2 separate regions of the Homo sapiens genome follow, and region 2 is linked to region 1. The links are chromatin loops, found by intact Hi-C in ENCODE. Cell type or tissue: dorsolateral prefrontal cortex. All regions are shown on one strand. Each heading gives the region's core, and the rest is flanking DNA. Links, peaks and the distances in the headings are about the cores only.

Region 1 (6,507 bases), core at 872-5,871:
AGGGAAGCAATAAGACCTAATAACCTCATCCATTCTCCTAATTGCTTTCTTCTCCTCACAGAGGAGCCACATCAGCAGCTCTGGTGACCCTCAGGGAAATCTCTGCTTGTTATGAGGTTGGTGGGCCATCCTTTCATCACTGTGAAATGCTGGCAGTTTGTGTCAACAAATCGAATTTCAGTCAATCAATAGGCACCCCGCCTCTCAGCTTGGCAGAGCTGCACAGCTGGCCTTCCTTCCCTCCCATCTGCTGCCCATGCCCTGGAGCCCTGGCAGCAAGAACCACTGCTGCCCGTGGCGTGGGAGAATGCCCAGGCAGCCAGGTCAGACTGGATGTGGCAGACAGCAATTGACAAGGCTGGTTCCACCACCAGAGAGTCACAGCCCACTGGAAACACACCATGTTGTACAGGGTGGAAGCGCCAGCTTTGTGCAGATGGACTTGGGTACAGGTCTGATTCTGCCACTTTGGGCTGTATGGCCTTGAACTTCAAGGCAAGTTCTTCACCTCTTTGAACTCTACCTTCCTTAGTTATAAAGCGGGGATGCTACTGCTGCCTGCTGCAGGATTGTTAGGAAAAGTGTTATAATGCATGCAAAGTGCTTTGTCCAGTCCCTGGCACACAGTAGAGAGAGAGAGAGAGAGAGAGTGTGTGTGTGTGTATGTCACTGTGATCTGCCAAGTCTTACAAGCCAAATAGGGCAATAAATGGCAACTACTGCGGATTTTACAATCATCATTAGCATCATCATCATTATTATTGTCATGTTGAGTGTTGCACAGAAAACAGCCTAGAACCAGCCTACGTGGTTCTATCAATGCAGGATGAGAATATTCAGCCTCCAGTTCATGAAGGTTCACTAAGCAGAGATGTACACTGGATGATCACCAGCGTGTACAAAAAATAAATACTATAGTATCTTCATCAGAGGGCTGCCATTGGCCTCAGGAGGGCATTCCCAGGTAGAAGTGCCTCAGGAGGTTTGTTCTGTTGCCTGGCCCAACATCCTATAGGGAAGGAGCCCAATAGTGGCTCCTTGAAATTTCTGCATTCTCTGGAAGCCAGAAAAAGCAAAGACCTCCTGGCAATTGAGTTCTCTTGCTTGTAGGGGAGATCACAGCTTCGTAGATAGACGGCTGTTTCCCTTTGGGTGATAGAGGTCCCTGCTGGGCAACAAAGAATTAAACACAAATCTATTTCTTGCCAGTAGTTGTCACACCTAATAGATTGGGATGAGATACCACTGCATTAGTGTGTGAATTTCCCCAGATGAAGGCAGCAGCAAAGCCCTTTAGAACAAGCCACAGAAGGACAGAAACAAACTAATCAGGGAATGCACAGCTTCACACAAGATCCAGGGGCTTCTGACATGGGAGGAACACAAAAGTTTTAACTAACCAAGGATGCAAACATTCCCCCAGCAAGAAATGGTTAGAAGTATCTTGGAGTGCATTTTGTGGTCGCTGTTACTGCTGCTGCTGTTTTGTATAATAGGGAAGGAAAAGAGAATAATTAGAGGTGAGATTTTCAGACACAGAATGCCCTAGTATTTATTGAGTTTCCACTCTGAGGCAGGCACTGTGAGAAGCCCTTCCACATTTATTATTTCATTGCATTTGTCATAATAACCCTGCATGGCAGGAATATTTACCCTTTTTGTCCAATGTGGATGCTGAGGCCCAGATAGAACCCAAAAAGCTCTGGGACCTGGCATAGACCAGGTGCTAGGTAACAAGAGATTGGCAGAGCCTTGCCCAGGGTCACAAATCAAGAGGAGAGATTCAAATGCAGATCCTAAAACTCCAGACCACCCCTCTTTTCTCTCTCCCTACCTGCTTGCTCAGTGCAGGAGACTGGGAGGGCCCTGAGCCAGGATGGGTTTAGACTCATGGAAGAAAATTCCATGGGGGAAAAATGTTTTTTCCATGAGAATCTGCTCTCATATAGCAGCCACACTTCTCCATACAGCCCAGAGACAGATCCTTCTAACATTCAAGCTAGTCTTAGGTCTTTGGGGGAGAGATTCAAAGATTCTGAATTAAAAAAAAAAATTAGACCCCCAGAACAGTAGAATACGATTCATGTCTGTTATGAATTACAGTTGGGTCTTTATCGTGCAGCAAGGGGTCCTCAATGGTGCCTACATCCTTTCTGAAATTGATCTTATTGGGATAACATGGCCAAAAAGGAAAACAAAAGCAAATAGTCATGCGTGTTTGGAAGATCTAGGACCGAGACATGCAAGTGTGATGGGAAGGTTCACTGCTCTTGGAAATTTAATTGCTGGATGGAAACAGACATAGAAATCTGGATTCCAACCAGACTTGAGCTCCATGCTAGCATATCAGACTGCCTGCTGGAATCCCTGTGTGGATGTCTCAAAGGCAGATAAAACTCAACATGCCTAAAAGCAAATGAATTGTTTCATGCTGCACCAGGCTCACCACCACAAAAGGGGAAATCAGCTGCATTCTCGACTTTAGTTGGTGACATCATCATCCCCCTAAGCCTCTCAAATGAGACACTTGGGATTTTCCCTCGGTTTTCCCTCTTCCTTATTCCTCCTGCCAATGTGCTGTTCAGTTCTCCTCTTCCCACCATCCACTGTCCCTTTGTATCTATCTTCTACCTATCTTTATACATCAACCCTTAACCGGACTCTCTGATTGCAATCTCACTCTCCTCTACCCATCACTGGTTTCAGAGAGATTTTTCTGAAATCCAAATTTGACCTTGGCACTCCTTGCTTACCACCTTCAATCACCCACCAGCATTGATGTGAAGGTTTTTTTTATGTGATTAACATTTAAATCAGTAAACTTTGAGTAAAGCAAATGACCCTTCATAATGTGGGTGGGCCTCATTCAATCAGTAAAAGGCTTTAAGAGAAAAGACTGAGGTCCCCTGAAGAAGTGGGAATTCTGCCTCCAAATTGCCTTCAGACTTGAGCTGCAACATCAGCTCTTCTGTGGGTCTGCAGATTTTGAACTTGCCAGCCCCACAATCACATGATCCACTTTCTTAACTCTCTCTCTCTCTGTGTATCTGTGTGTGTGTGTATGTGTATACATAGCATATACATAACATATACATACATAAACATATGTATTTCCTGTTGGTCCTGCTTCTTTGACTAGCCTTGACTAACAGAACCATCAGACCCAGGCTACTCCATCCTGTGGCTCCACAATCCATAATATGTTAACTCTGGGTCAGAGCTGGCTGCTTGGGCACCAGACATGGTAGCTCCATTCCAGACAGCTGGAGAGAGGAAGGGACCTAAAAAGACATATTCCCTTATTTTAGGGACACTTCCTGGAAGTAGAACATGACCATCCCATTGGCCAGAACTTAGTCACATCTAGTTGCAAGGGAATTGGGAACATAGTCATGATTCCAGAACCATGCGCCCAGCTAAAAATCAGGAGGTTTTATATCATGGTAGAAAGGGGGAACAGACATGGCGCTACAGCAGGAGACAGTATCTGCTACAAATACCAAACGAAGGGCGCTGGCAATGAGCATTTTAGAGGTTAAGGGGAGATTTAATGCGGGCAGGGTCCGGCAGAGAGGGGCTGCACAGTGCAAGGGGACCGGGGCTGACTTTGAAGGAAGGGCTACTCCGCCCAATTACGAGAACACGTGAGCACCCTTGCCCCAGAGTGAGCATCAACACCGTGATCACGGTTATCACGTGGGAGGTCTGCCCAGGATCCCGGCAGTGAGGCTGCCCTGGAGGCAGGCTTGCTCCGCCACAGGCGCGCAGGCAACAGCAGCGGAGCCGAGAATGGCGAGGCCAGCGGGCGACCAGGCCTCCGGCCAAGGGCACGCGACCCCCCGCGCTTCCCGAGTGCTCCCCTGAAGCCTGGTACGCGTGGGCACCGGCGCACGGCGGTGCCCCGGAAACGCAGCCATCGCCTCAGGGCAGCCACTCACCGATGCGGTAATGCCCCAACGGGGCGTTTCATTGGCCAGCTCTCTTTCAGGCTCCAACTATTTCTTAGATTTTTTTTAAGGAATTGCAAATAGGCCTAAACAAAATCCAGATGCGAGGGAAGGGATGCCTGAACACAGATGGGTGGGAGAACACGCCCCGAGGTGCTGCTTTGGCAGAGAAGCCCTGTCTGCGAGCCCCGAGGCGGAGATGGCTCCCCAAGCCTGATGCAGACAAGAGAGCCCGCCCCTCCCCTGTCCCGCACCTGCTGAACTTTGGGGTCAGCAGAGGAATGTCCCCCGCTGTTAATGTTTTGTTTTTACTGTTTTACAATTCACATTTCGTGCTGCAGGGTGTACCGTGAAGCTACAACAGGGACAGACAGGTTTGTAGGAAGCGGCATTTCCCAAAAGCAACCTCTGAACCTTTTATTCCCGGAGCACATCACAGGTCCAGCGTTCCATAGAACACACCCTAGAAAAACGCTCCTGTGGAGGATCCGTCCCGCCAGGATCCCCAGCTGGTCAGGAATGCTGGGAGGGCCTCCTCACTCGGGCTATTCTCCCTCCCACACATTCATCTGAGGGGACAGGCTCTGGTTAGTTAGAAAATTGTAACATAGCAAGGTAGGAGCAGCAGCCCCTTGTCACCTTAGGCTCCAACTGAGGGTGGGAGGTGGGAGGTGGGGTTGGGCGGTTTGGGGATGGGAAACCTGGCTCTGCCTCCCTTCCTCCCATTTGCACCACAGAGCTGGATCCCAGGTGGCCAGATCCCCTGCAACCGACAATGATTGAGGACCTTCTCAGCGCCAGCTCTTTAGGTGCTGGAGACATATTCTGCACTGAAGGTGCTCCCTGAAAGGACTAAGAAACAGAGAAAGAAGCAGGTCATTGCAATACAGTGTGCTGGGTACAAGAGTCGAGGCGTAATGTCAGATATGAGAGTGACTCAAGGGAATGATCTTGTTTGGGGGAGGTGGGCAAGCAGGAGGAGCTGTGGCAGAAGGCGATCAGAGAGGATAAAGACAAAGGTATGTGTTCGAGATTGTCAAATGAAAGCCATGCACAGTCCAGGGGCTTCAGGAATATTCTCATCTCAGGGAATCGGATCTGGAATCTGGGAATCAGGCTCTTGTTCTCCTGGGATAAGAGCGAGCCTGGGAGTAAAATGAATCACCAGTGCTCCTGGAGAGGCGTGGGAATCCTGGGCTGGTGCAGGCCCTCCCTGCTATTAATACTGCAGCTCCCAGATTCTGCTTGAAACCATAGAGAGAGCTTTGGTCAGAGGCCAGCAAGCCCCTCAGCCCCAAGCAGGAGTAGGCAAAATGCATGGTAGTGGCCCAGGAGCCTGGGGTGTCAGTGGTGCGGTAGTGTCTTTGTAGTGGTGGCACAGGGCTGAAGTGGTAAGAGGCTGGGAACAAGATGAAGCAGACAAGGTGAAAGGGGATGAAACAGGAGGAAAAGAGAGAGAAGGAGAGGGCAGTCTGCTGCAGTCCCAGTGCCCTGGGGATCAGTAACTTTGCATCCTGGCCCTAGCCCCACTTATTACTGCCTGTGTGACGTTGGGCCAGTCATCTGTGCTCTGGGCCAGCTCCCTTAGCTATAGAATGAGGTGCGGAGAGAAGCTGTGATCTCTACAGCCCCCTCTTCCTCAAGTGGCATGAACACTCTCTTTTTCTGGAAGGTCCCTTACCAACTGCTGGCAACCACTGCGAAGAGCAGTGGGCAGGTGGGTGCAGATGGCAGTGGTGCTGATGAGGGGTTGGGGGTGCTGGCACCTCAGGATAACTCAAAAGCGGTGCAGGCTGAAGCCCTTCCTCCCTCCTTCCTTCTACCTCCTGCCTGCTGAGCCCCCCAGGACCCAGCAGCTAATGTAATCGTCTCCTGGAATGCCCCATAATGGCCCTGCAGCAGTTTCTGCAGGCTCCGCCTCTCTGCAGGCAGCAGTCTGCGAGTTCAGAGGAAAATGAGCTCCCTGCTCTCGGGAAGGTGAAGTCAGCCTAGGACAGCGGCAGGACTGCAGCTCCCTCTGGACAAGGGGCCTGTGCAGCAGACCTCACCAGGTACCTTTCCCCACAGAACCTACACAGAAGCACAAGGTCCTTTGCTCCTTCTTTGATAAGGTGTCCTCTCTCGTGGTTGATTTCAAACTGTGTTGAGCTAAGAACCCTTTCTTTAAATGAAAGGTGTTATGGAAGCCTAAACAACACATTATTCAATAACGATTTCTTGAAATAAGTGTGTGTCAAATGCAGTGTCGAGAACTGGGTACCTGGTGGTAACCCAAACAGACTTTATCTCTGCCTTCATAGAGCTTGCTTTAGTGGGCAAATACAGCCATAAATGAGTAAATATTTACTAACTCTTCATTATGGTCAGTGTCGTGAAGGAAAAAAATGTGGGATGGCCTTTCGGTTGCATTATTAGGAACGATTTCCAGGTCAGGAAGTGATGCTTCTGCACCCAGCAGTACCTGTCAGTGTGAAATCTGGGGTGGAGACCAGGTCAGAGCTTTGGATGGCTGATGACACCCAGGAGGAAGAGGCAGCCTCTACACGCAGGTGGGACAGTG
Region 2 (6,507 bases), core at 932-5,931, 99 kb after region 1:
TCCAAAATATTTCAAAAGATTTTTGTTGTATTCTATATATTTGAAAGAAGCAGTACTGATTTCTTTAAGAAGCAAGAACTATCTATCAGATGCTTAAACTCTTTTTCAGTTTGTAATGCAGCACCATAAACCCACTGAAGATAATAAATTCAGACAAGTCTGAAATTCTACTCATTTTTAAAGTTTAGATAAAATGCTACTCCTTCCACAAAGGTCTTTTCTGTTACTTTCAGAATTCATTACTTCTTCATATTGCACTCTCCAAATAATTTGCTTAGATTTCAATTAAAGTACTTATTTCAGTAAAGTTAGCTGCTTAATACTGATGAGGTAATACATGCAAAACACTTAGAAGGATGCCTGGCACACAATAAATCCTCAATAAATACTGATTATTAATATTATTACTATTAGTCTTATCCAGGTATTTTAATGATTTTCTCCAAAATTTGGTCCTTTTTGTGCATTCCCTTTATCAGTGTTTCTCAATTTTAAGAAGTGATAAAGTGTTCACTGGTCTGCGCTGAAAAAAAAAAAAGAAAAGAAAGACCAAGAACAATGTAAGGAAGCTTTTGTAAAAGCTAACATGTATTCAGTTTGAAGTACTGTCCTTCCTTTGGACTGAGGTTTATTTTCCTTTATGTTTTTGGTTTAAAAATTGCTTGTACTTTTCAAATAAAATAATAATAATAATTGACAACCCTGTTGCAACCCAACCTTTTCTTCTGAAATTGTATTGGGTTCATGCCAGATCTCAGAGAACAGAAACTCCAGTCACGCAGTTGACCAATGCAGAAATCCAGGCCTGAAATGACTCCTTGTATCTCACAGCTTATCAGTACAAATACTACTAATTCTAGCTCCTAAAATTTCTCACCAAGTGAACTCATTATTATTATTTTCGTTATTTTTCAATAATTTCAATAATTATCATTATTTTCACTGCCAGTGCATACTTCATAAATTGTTGCCTACGTTCTTTGGATTGCTGCAAAAGCCAATTGGTCTCCTTGCTTCCAATCCATCTCAGTGGTTGATGTAAAATATGTTGCTCATAGTTTCTTTTCCCTCTTGGCTGTGGAATTCCTAAGAAATAATTCCAACCTCATGACCAGCACATCCTAGTAAAACCCTGGGACTACTCAGTCACCATATTTGACTATAGGTACTCAAATCACCATTCCTATGTACTGAAAGCCAACTAGAAGGCATATAATCTATGCCTTATTTCTAACCCTCACAGTAAGTCTTCTAAGGTATCATTCCAGTTTACAGATGTAAACAGTGAGGCTCAGAGAATTTAATACTTTGCCCAACGTCACTTAGTTATTAAATGATGAAGCCAGAATTCAAACTCATATCTGTTTGACAAAAATCCAAGGTTCTTTTCACTATGTCCTAGCTAAAATTATAGTTTCCTCCACGTTTTAAACCATCATCTTAATGGTCATATTCCACTTCTAAGCCAATATCTGATGCCAAGATAAAATCGTAACCCTAACTTCCTTCTATTTTCAAATGTGCTCTTCTTGTTTCCACTAACATTGATTGTCATACACATTAAAAACTGGTTTCTCAAAATCTGCTCTCTCTATCCTGTCAGTTCCCTTCAGGTTGAACCCCATGGTGTACCCAATGGACTCAGTATCATTGCTTTGGCCAGGTGCAGTGGCTCGTGCCTGTATTCCCAGCACTTTGGGAGGCTGGGGCGGGCGGATCACTTGAGGTCAGGAGTTCAAGACCAGCCTGGCCAACATGGTAGAACTCCATCTCTACCAATACAAAAAATTAGCTGGGCGTAGTGGTGCACACTTGTAATCTCAGCTACTTGGTAGGCTGAGGTGGGAGGATCGCCTAAACCTGGGAGGCAAATGTTGCAGTGAGCCGAGATCGTGCCACTGCACTCTAGCCTGAGCGACAGAGCGAGACTCCATCTCAAAAAAAAAAGAAAAAGAAAAAATATATATATTATATGTATATTTTATATATTACATATAATTGCTTCATTTGTTTTTCCTTTGGAAAAGTGTGCAAGAACTTAGTTTCCTACTGCTATGATAACACTGAGACCATTTAACAACTATGCAATGTTATCTTCACTTTGCTTACTTCCTTCATAAATAGTTTTGCCTAGACCCCATATTAAATCAGGCTTGTTGTTCCTCATCTATACACTATCATATAACTTTGAGATAGATGGTAACTTTGAGATACTTTAAATGTAAAAACAATATACTCTTCATAGTTTTAAAAACATTTAATATAATTTTAGAATATTTCCTTTCTTCATGAAAACAAAAGAAAATGGTTTTGCTTAAAAATATATTCTGTTAAAAAATAGATAAAATAAAGCTCTTAACACGAGACCTAGAATATGGTAAGTACTTAAAAGATGTTATCATTAACTTATAATGAGTAAAGAGTAACAGAAAACAATGCTTTTCACTAAATTCAAATTAATGTGATTATCAATAGGCAAACTTCTGGTTACATATACATGCTATTAAACCATTGGTTACAAGTAATATAGGAAGTAAAATCATAGTTAACTGAGAAAATTAAATCAAAGTTGAAAGAAAAACCTGAAACCTATATACCAAACTCTGTGTTCAGAAGTTCAAAAATCACCCGTAACTGAATTTAAAAACAAACAAGCTAACAACAACAAAAGACTGTATTGAAAGACTCTTTGGCCAGGCAACGTGGCTCACGCCTATAATCCCAGCACCTTGGAAGGCAGAGGCAGGCGAATCACGAGGTCAGGAGATCGAGACCATCCTGACTAACACAGTAAAACCCCGTCTCTACTAAAAAAATACAAAAAATTAGCCAGGCGTGGTGGCAGGTGCCTGTAGTCCCAGCTACTCAGGAGGCTGAGGCAGGAGAATGGCGTGAACCTGGGAGGCGGAGCTTGCAGTGAGCCTAGATTGCGCCACTGCACTCCAGCCTGGGCAACAGAGCGAGACTCTGTCTCAAAAAAAAAAAAAAGACTCTGAGAGACACGGTAAAAATAGCCCCAAGAGATAATGATTTAAGTTAAAAGTTCTTTTATAAGAACTTCTGAAATTCTTTGCTTTCTGTATCTGTGCTTCCAACATACAGGAAACATTTTTGATTTAAAGAAAGAAAATAAGCCAACCAAGATTGAGTCTGCGTTTATTCTGTTACTGACAAATTAAATTTAAAGGTAATTTAATATTTACATACTTAATGCCTAATTGTCTCCAGTAAGAGGAATTACTATTTATTAATAATTTCTAACTGTTCAAGTATTTTAGAAATCCTCTGGAGTTTTGTATGCCCAATTAAATTTTGTTTAAATTTAATCTCAACAGACTTATGAAATTTGCTTTTATCCCAGTGAAATTTTGAGAGATGATTTTTCCCTCTGGGCACTATCTTTTTTACTTAGTTGTTATAAAAACTTTAGCTTCCTTAAACTGGTAATGCAATTTACAAATTTACAGTCTGGTTATTTTCTTAAATATCTGTGCATTGTAAATTGCGATTTTAACAAATGCCTAAACGAGAACCATCAATAAAATTTAGACATCATGAAAGCAGAATTGTCTCCTCAACCTAGCTAGAACTCATATTAAAAAAATCTAAATAAAAAGTTTTGAAGAACATATGAGACAAATATTTATATAAATACACAAAGAAGTTTGAGTACTAGGTGTTGTACAAAATAATGTCTACTTTAATTTACATAAATAACACAAAATGAGAATACATGAAATGTCTTGGTCTGGAAATAACCCCATTACTAGATCTCCTTTTAATTACTTAAAATGTAAAGATAGGGATTTTATTTCTAAAAAACAAAAACACATGCATTCATCACTAAATAAAAAGTATGTTCCAATTAAAATATCATTAAGCATTTAACTTAAATTGAAACTAAAAGTGCCTTACCATTTTCTTCATTTCCAAAAATAGTAACTAGAATAGAAGAAAAAATAGTGAATAAATATACTTTAAACATTTTGTATGTAAGTTTTATTTCAGGTTGAATATTCATCTTAATATCATTTTCAAAAAAATAAACTTTAGTTATAAATTGTAGACACTAATGCAAAGTCAAAATTGCACTTAAAAAACTCCAAAACCATTAAAATACTAAAATCCAAATTCTTTATCATTAACGCTACAGTCACACTAAATGTTTTCAGAACTTTATTAATTTTAAGTGTATCAACATGTTTATAGCTGCAATGTTTTCTTTAGCTCTTTCCTTAATGATATCTGCAGAATGAACAGAACTGTCCTCTATGACCCCCATAACTTATTTGTTAGTCTGTGATGTACTCTTATCAACCTCTTTGTGAATCTATACTCAAGACAAATGTATTTTTCTAAAGAAAAAAGTAGAGGAACTTACCCTGCTAATTTTTAGTGTTTTTTTCCTCTGAATAATCAAATACTGAAGAAGTCAGACTACGCACAGAAAAGGTAATTCAGTGTCTACCTCTCTTATGTTTTCTTCCACCTTGTATTACTATTGTGATGAATAAAGCCAACAACCACTTCAGTCTACCAAGCCTGAAACCCTGTGAACTGCTATTTACTCTTTCTTCCTGGATAATTCAATGGCCTCGAGTCCTGTTGGTTCTACTATCTAAGTCTCTTTATAATATGTCACCTATTCTTCAGTCCCTCCCCACTGTCTTCCTCAAATGCAACAGCTTAAGGCATCTTCCTGCAGTCAGTGTAACACACCACCACCACTAGCAAATCTGATGAATACTCTTCAATACCTGTGAGTCACTTTCAGAATGAAGTCCAAAATCTTCAGGGTAGCAAACACTACAAGCCCTCTGTAATCTACAATCTGTCTACCTCTCTGGTTTCTTCCTTTTTTTCTCCTTTTCTTTTTTTTTTTTTTTTGAGACAGGGTCTAGCTCTGTTGCCCAGCCTGGAGTGCAGTGGCACAATCTTGGCTCACTGCAACCTCCACCTCCCAGGTTCAAGTGATTCTCCTGCCTCAGCTTCCCGAGTAGCTGGGATTACAGGTGAGTGCCACCACGCCTGGCTAATTTTTGTTATTTTTAGTAGAGATGGGTTTTCACCATGTTGGCCAGGCTGGTCTCGAACTCCTGACTTCAAGTGAATCCGCCCACCTCAGCCTCCCAAAGTGTTGGAATTACAGGCATGAGCCACCGCGCCAGGCCCTCTCTAGTTTCTTCTGTCATTTGCCCATATTTCTGGTGTAATTATTCTAAACAAATTGTGGTTTCCCAAATGCATCAAGCTGTTTCATATGTGCCATGTACCTTGTCTATTCACCCTTCAAGGCCCGTTTTGAATACTCCTCTGTAAAGTCTTCCTGAGTCCCTCTTTAGCCAGAGTAGATCACTCCTTTATATCACCACTGATCACTCTTCCATCTTTACCACACCATCTCATTTTTCTTTTTTTCTTTTTATTTTTTCAATTACTTGTCAATATGTCTGTCTCACCTTACTGGAATAAATGCTCCTTGAAGTGTGGAATCATGTCTTAGAATAGTAACAACCCTGCAAGTTATCATTAGCTCCATTTTACAGATAAGTAAACTAAGGCTCAAAATAATTAAATGACCTTCCTAAGGTCACAGAGCTAGTATATGTAGTATAGATGGGATTTGAACTAAAAGTCTGTTCAGACTACTGGTAAGGATGAAAACTTGATAATATACTGTGTTATCACCCTCCTCCAAGTAGAAAATCTGAATTTAAAATAACATCTAGCTAATAGTTTCCAGCGGTTGTCTCTTTCAGCTTCTCACCAAGATATTCAGGGAACAATAAAACTGCTTCATATAAAAACAAAGCTAGGCCGGGCACGGTGGCTCACGCCTGTAATCTCAGCACTTTGGGAGGCTGAGATGGGTGGATCACTTGAGGTCAGGAATTCGAGACCAGCCTGACCAACATGGTGAAACCCCGTCTGCACTAAAAAATGCAAAAATTAGCCAGGCATGGTGGCATGCACCTATAGTCCCACATACTCGGGAGGCTGAGGCAGGAGAATCACTTGAACCCAGGGGGCAGAGGTTGCAGTGAGCCAAGACTGCACCACTGCACTCCAGCCTGGACAACAGAACTAGACTCTGTTTCAAAAAAAAAAAAAAAAAAAAACCAAACCAACAATGGCTAGAATCACTTCTTCACAGAGGACTTTCCTGACCACAGAATGGGTTAAATAAATCTCGGTATATATTCCTACAACACTTTATACTTTCCCTTTCATAACACCCCTGACACTTGTAATTACTGGTTTACAGTTCATAGTTCCTCCTAGGTTTTTTTCCTGGAGGTAGAGGACATGACTTTTTCACCAGCATCTGAAACAGTGTACGGCATGGAACACACTCTTAATATTTGCTAATGGCACCTCTAACTACAGAGACAAAGACATGGCTGGGAACAGCAATCTGCAGAACCTCTCTCAGTGAGACGAGGCTATTCCTTTTTATGGGGATCCCAAAATATATTTTTCTTTTTTGTTTTGTTTTGTTTTTGAGAC

The links. Peaks named below come from ENCODE experiments on the same cell type or tissue, not always from the same donor. Only the 100,000 strongest peaks of a DNase experiment are listed, where the experiment ranks them.
Region 2: it touches region 1 in a loop (2.1-fold over the local background); 1 of 110 quality-filtered maps calls a loop at or near these places.

The regions. Positions count from the first base shown.
Region 1 is chr13:21,322,535-21,329,041 of GRCh38, forward strand. All of the region lies in intron 2 of LINC00539 (long intergenic non-protein coding RNA 539), which reads right to left. It also overlaps the pseudogene MIPEPP3. Among named protein-coding and RNA genes, the nearest start is that of LINC00539, 19 kb to the right of the region's middle. In dorsolateral prefrontal cortex, for the core only: no CTCF peak of the experiment used is centred there; a DNase peak (open chromatin) is centred at 3,827; H3K4me3 peaks cover 1,156 bases; H3K27ac peaks cover 2,021 bases.
Region 2 is chr13:21,421,737-21,428,243 of GRCh38, forward strand. It overlaps ZDHHC20 (zDHHC palmitoyltransferase 20), which reads right to left. Exons shown (of 13, transcript NM_001330059.2): 2 at 3,916-3,942. Among named protein-coding and RNA genes, the nearest start is that of ZDHHC20, 34 kb to the right of the region's middle. In dorsolateral prefrontal cortex, for the core only: no CTCF peak of the experiment used is centred there; no DNase peak of the experiment used is centred there; H3K27ac peaks cover 454 bases.